2 separate regions of the Homo sapiens genome follow, and region 2 is linked to region 1. The links are chromatin loops, found by intact Hi-C in ENCODE. Cell type or tissue: thyroid gland. All regions are shown on one strand. Each heading gives the region's core, and the rest is flanking DNA. Links, peaks and the distances in the headings are about the cores only. Region 1 overlaps SHROOM3 (shroom family member 3). Region 2 overlaps SHROOM3 (shroom family member 3).

Region 1 (2,811 bases), core at 287-2,786:
GTGGCTACCAATTTTACCTCCATTTACAAATGAGGAAACTGAAGTACAGAGGAATTAAGACCATGCTCACCAAGGTCATTGAACATGTGAGTGATGGCACCTGGATTTGATCACAGCCCCATGACTGTGCCTGTCTCCAGCAATTACACAGTGCCCCCAGCTCAGCAAAGGTGTACTTGCCGGTTCTGTATCAGAGCTGCTCTGGCAGAGAGGCCCTCAGAGCTCGGTGCTGGGAAAGGAGCAAGTGGAAGTGGTGAGCGTGGCCAACGTCTTGCCAAGACTGAGAGGGGAAGGGCTTTGTAAGGAGGAGAGCCTAGAGAAATAGATTCGTGTACTACACTGACCCTTACCTCTGAGGCATTAAGGTGGGTGTTGGCGCAAATCCTGAAAATCAGGAAAGGTCTGAGTAGGAGCGCACTGTCTGGTTTGGCCCAGTCCGTGAGCCTCTGCTTCTGAAGCTCCTTGAGCCAGCCATGTAACACGTGTCCCAGTGTGCAGTCTGTGCTTTTCATTTCTCCTGGGTTACTGCAGTATTTTCTTGCATGTTTTATTTCCTTAAAAGACTACTATGAGAAAGACTGAGTAGCTTTCATTTTCTCTTAAATTTTCAGTGAAATCTTTGTGGATTGACAGTCTGGGACTCAGCAGTTAGTGGCTTCCAGACTAAATAAAAACAGAACATTTTATCCAAATTTGGGATTGCATTTTAAAAATTTCCAACTGATCCTAACTAAATTACTAACAGGAACACCACGTTTCATTTTATGGGGGAGAGAGAAAGGAAAGAGCTATGTGATACTTACAAGCTATTTGTCACATTGTCAGAGGCTCTTCTGATTCAAGGCCTTAACTGTCACCTTGTCCATTTCACTGCTTTTATTTTCAGATTTGGGAAACAGACTAATTGAGGTGAAGTGATTTATCCAGGGTCATGTCTTTAGCAAACACATACTGAGCACCTACAATGTGCAAGGCAATCCACTGGGTACTATGGGGACCCCAAAGATAAGATTTTTGTAGGTGTGCCAGTCAGTTCACCATGGGTGGTTGCAGTATGGTCATTCTGTTCTCTGACCACTGGCTGAAGGACCAAAGTAACATCCTTAGCAAAGTATTTCCTAGCATTACCACTGGAAATATATGTTTGCTCCGTCAGTTTAGAAGCAGAATGGTCATGGAGCTTTTGCAGCACTGAGACCTTCCTGGGGATTTAAAAAAAAAAAAAAAAAGGCATGCGCCATCTCCTGGTGGAAATAAGCATTGTCCTGTTGGGCATGAGATGGCCAGTAGCCATTGTGAGGGTTGGTCAGATGCCAGAGAATCCCATTTGTAATGCGGTGGACATATCTGAAAACAAAAACAAACAAAAATGTATCAGAAAATCTTTTCCCTGTCTTTCAATTAACTGGATTAAATGTGGTCATTGTTGCTTACTGGGACAGTTATCAAGCAGGAAACTAGTAAAGATGATTTTTTGTGTGTGTGGTTCCTAATTTCATAGTAAAATGATGGGCTAGATGTTAAATAATATCACAAGATTAAATAAAGTTCCTCTCCAAGAGAATCGTACTTCCATAGAGTCATTTATTCAGTGGGTAGGATATGAATTATAGGCTGAAAGGCAACTCAAATGTGGTAAAACAGAGAACTACTAGATAGCAGGTTTCTCAATTCTGAGTTTTTTCTTCAGCCTTAAAACATCCCTATTATATTATCAATGAGTAGATTTTATATCTTGTATTAGTTCACTGCGGACCAGCAAACTGCAGATTTCCCAGGATTATATGGGATAGCAGGCACACTTGAGAAGGAAAAATTTTGTGTGTTCAAGCAACAGTGCATAGTAGGCACTAGAAAGATTACATGTAACCAAAGGAGTATAGGAAATAATTGACCTAAAACCTGAGGTTTGTGCAGCACCTTGAAAATACTTTCACATTGATTGAGTCATGGTTCCACACTGCCTTTCTCTGAAATAAGGAGTCAGTGTCGTTCTTATATGAATCACAAAAGCAGAGAGGTTAAATGTCTTCTCCAGAGTCAGCTGGCGAGGCCATAGCCTTGACTCCCACTGTCATCCCTAATGCTGCTTTTGGTGGTTTTCCATCCCAAGTTTGCCTGGCTTCAACAGCCCTGTACATAGTAATCACTCATTAGTTAACAGTTACTAGTTTATCCTAATTTCTGGGAAAGAAATTAAATAGAATTGTTACGCACTTCTGAATGGACTGACATCTGCAGTGAAACAAAGCCTCTGGCGTGATCTGTGTGGCTATACTTTGTGCTCTTTTTGGCCCAGGAATGAAGACAAGGAAGCAGTGAGCATGTTGGTTAACTGCCCTGCCTACTACAGTGTGTCTGCTCCCAAGGCTGAGCTACTGAACAAAATCAAAGAGATGCCAGCAGAAGTGAATGAGGAAGAGGAACAGGCAGATGTCAATGAAAAGAAGGTAAATAAAGAATGGGATGCCCTTGTTCAGCTTTCCTCAGAAAAATTGACAAGGTCCATGTAATCAGCGTGGTGACTGGGCCTCTTGAGGCAGGTGGGGAAAGGACCTGTCACATCACCAGATTGCACCAAAATCATTAGACTTTGGATTTACATGGCACTTTAACTAATTTCCTCTTAGCTTTTCTGTGAGTAGGCAGGGCAGGTAAGCTACTGTACTTTTCGTTTTTACAAATAACAGAAGTGAAGCTTAGAGGGATTATTAGAAGTCTCATAGCCAGGACTTGAACCCAAGTCCCTAGCCTCCTAATCCAGCACCAGGACCCCGACACTGTTCTCAGCTGCTGGTTGGCCAGTGCCAA
Region 2 (2,811 bases), core at 26-2,525, 310 kb before region 1:
CCCTGCTCGGTGAAATGGCGGCGGTGGGGGATGCACATCTACTTCTATTAACACTGGGAGTTCAACTGGGCTCTCTGCATCTTCCCAGGTGCTGCTTCCTGCTGCTTTTTACTTCTGCTAGACTCTGACCACTCTGGTTGTTTGGGTGGGGTATATCCCATCACATGGATAGGCCATGAAAAAACCTCAACCCCCAAGGCCTGGTACTCAAGGAGAAATACTAGACGAACATTAGATGGTTTAAAGCTAACAGGGACTGAAACCAGTTAAAAGAGGGAATCAGACATAAGTTGCAAACTGATAGAACAATGATCTGCTGGGGCACATGAGGTTCATGCCTCCCGACATGCTGATGAGCCCCGGTTATGAGCTGGGCACCACAACTGATGGTCTTTTATGAAGGAGTGCTCTTTACACCAAACTTTATCTCATTTTGGTTGTCCCTTTCTAGCCCTTGCTTAGTTCAAAATGTAGTACATCTGCTGTGCTCATCCAGCTTCATCTACTGCTGAGTTGGCTGTGTCCACGCTCAATCTGTCTGCTCTGGTTTCATGATGGTCACTAGCATTCACTTTCCCTGCAAGGCCTACTCGCCGGCTTTCCTAATAGTACACTCTCTTGGCACGATCCTGGGAACTTCACGTACAGTTGTTACCCTCAAAGCCATTGCTACCTGCTAGGGTCTTGGTTCAATTGGCCTCATCTCTCACTCATTCTTGGTTCCTGGAAACCTGGTACAGACAGATCCTAGTATTCTAAAGATCTCAAAATTTAAAAATCATTGTGACATGAATTTGAAGTCAAAACCCAGGCAATTTAAGTGGAAATAAGCATTCTTCAGGTTAGTCAAAGTGCTTAGCACTTTGTATATTAAAGTGTATCCTGAGCCACACATTTGCTAGAAGGTAAGAAGAAAAATTGGACTCTAGAATCAATTGCCTTTCTCTTTTCCTTTGAAAAGTTAAAATTTTTAATGAAAGAAGTTGTGTGGGTACAATGTAAGCTTTTATCATCTTGCATGTGTCCTCTGAGAGGTTCACATTTTTGAGGCCTTGTCTCATGGAAACTGGGAAATGAGCTTCTGGAATTCAGACCCAGGATCTGGCTGCATTCCAGAAATAAATATACATGTTGGGCGTTGAGATAGACAATTAAAAGAATAGGAGAGTGTGCAAACTTTTGAGAATGAGAAGGCAGAAAATAGACTCTTTTCTCTCATGCTTTGCTTTTGCTTTTGTTTATTTTTTATATTTTTACTTTTGAGTATCAGCTAGTGAGTAGCAGGGCAAAAACAAGGCAGCCATTGATCTAAGTGTAAGGCAGCAGGAGGAAGGTTAAGAGAATGAGTGTTATTCTTTAGGACTACATTCATAGTTGCATGGTGTTGCTCTTGGCTCAAAGTCTACAATTAAATCAGTTGTTGGCACTCCCTTGAAAGCATTACTATCACAGTTTCCCCTACATATGTAAGTCAATAAATTTGACCTTTAAGAAGGACAGTTGGTGTAGACCCCCTCCACTGGGCCAACACATATTGCAAATTTCTGAACTCAGGCCCTGCAAAGTACTACTGCCACCTTGCTTCTTTAACAGAGAAGGCAAAATAAACAGAGGAGGATTCCATGGTATAAAAAAGAAAAAAATACATTATTTATATTTAAATAAATAAAATTATTTATAGAGCATTATTTATATGTGTCAGTCTGCTGTGGGTCAGGTACTATGTTAGATTCTTTTATTTATTATTTTGTGGAATGAGATTTGTTTTTATATATGAGGAAAGAGGTTTTTCATAAAAGATGGAGCCAAGATTTAAAGCTAACTCATTTCATTCATTAGTTATCATATTTAGTCAACACATCATTTATTGAGTGCCTAAAATCTGACAGCACTGGGAAACAACAGAAGATGAGGTCACTGCACCCTAAAGGAGCATGTTCTCGTTTTTTCTTCTTATACCACTGCAACTGACCCGTCCACATTTCCTCACCTTCATTTCTGTGTGCATTGGCTGGACTTCCAGCTGTCAGCATCTGCAATTCTTTGCTTGGAAGCCCTTTGCCACAGTAATGACACCAAGAGCAACCCTCCATGACCAACTGGAGTTGGTACGTAAGCAGCTTAGTTCTTTCATCTCTCAGATGGGATGACTCTAAGGTGTATGTTTTCCACTAGCACCTAGAATTTCTTCAGAATCCAACTCCAGTTGCCCACAGTTGTAGCTGGCTTGATCAAACATCTATGTCAGCTGCCTTCCCTTTTCTACCTCATGTTCCCACTTCCTTGTCAGCTTTCTTTACCCCCAGGTAAACTACTTGCATTTGAAGTCTTGTCTCAGGGTCTGTTTCTGAGGAAATCCAAACTAAGATGACCACCATTTAGAGAATGCTTACTAAGGGATAGCCAGACCCTAAAGACTAATGTAGATCTATCTGTTTCCAAAATCTGTGATCTTTGGAGCATTGCACTGTACTATGGAATTCAAGCGGAAGGAATCCCATAGAATCTTACACTTAATCTTTTCTTGGGTACTAAGGAAAGTGGAAATCCATCCCTAGACAGGATATTTTGTAGTTCTCTCTTTCGGTCTTCACCCTCTCATGGGATGGGTGTGTTTTCTCTTTTCTCCACAGAATTGACTGAAAAGTCTCATTCTGCTTTTATCATCACTTCATTTCTCTGAATGAATCAAGCATCTCTGAATGAAATCAAGATTTTCTCCCTCCCGTCTGAGAGTAGGATCCACTCTCTTGTTCTATAGGTTCTCTTTTGTTCTATAGGTTAAGGGTTAAGGAAAATGTGACCCCCTTG

What was found. Peaks named below come from ENCODE experiments on the same cell type or tissue, not always from the same donor. Only the 100,000 strongest peaks of a DNase experiment are listed, where the experiment ranks them.
Region 2: it touches region 1 in a loop (2.2-fold over the local background); 56 of 110 quality-filtered maps call a loop at or near these places.

Annotation. Positions count from the first base shown.
Region 1 is chr4:76,757,246-76,760,056 of GRCh38, forward strand. SHROOM3 (shroom family member 3) reads left to right here. Exons shown (of 11, transcript NM_020859.4): 9 at 2,300-2,450. The region is part of intron 1 of SHROOM3-AS1 (SHROOM3 antisense RNA 1); the gene reads right to left. Among named protein-coding and RNA genes, the nearest start is that of SHROOM3-AS1, 44 kb to the right of the region's middle. RefSeq lists a silencer at 1,819-1,888. In thyroid gland, for the core only: a CTCF peak has its summit at 1,244 (motif pointing left); a DNase peak (open chromatin) is centred at 1,280.
Region 2 is chr4:76,446,399-76,449,209 of GRCh38, forward strand. All of the region lies in intron 1 of SHROOM3 (shroom family member 3), which reads left to right. Among named protein-coding and RNA genes, the nearest start is that of SHROOM3, 13 kb to the left of the region's middle. In thyroid gland, for the core only: a CTCF peak has its summit at 1,571; no DNase peak of the experiment used is centred there.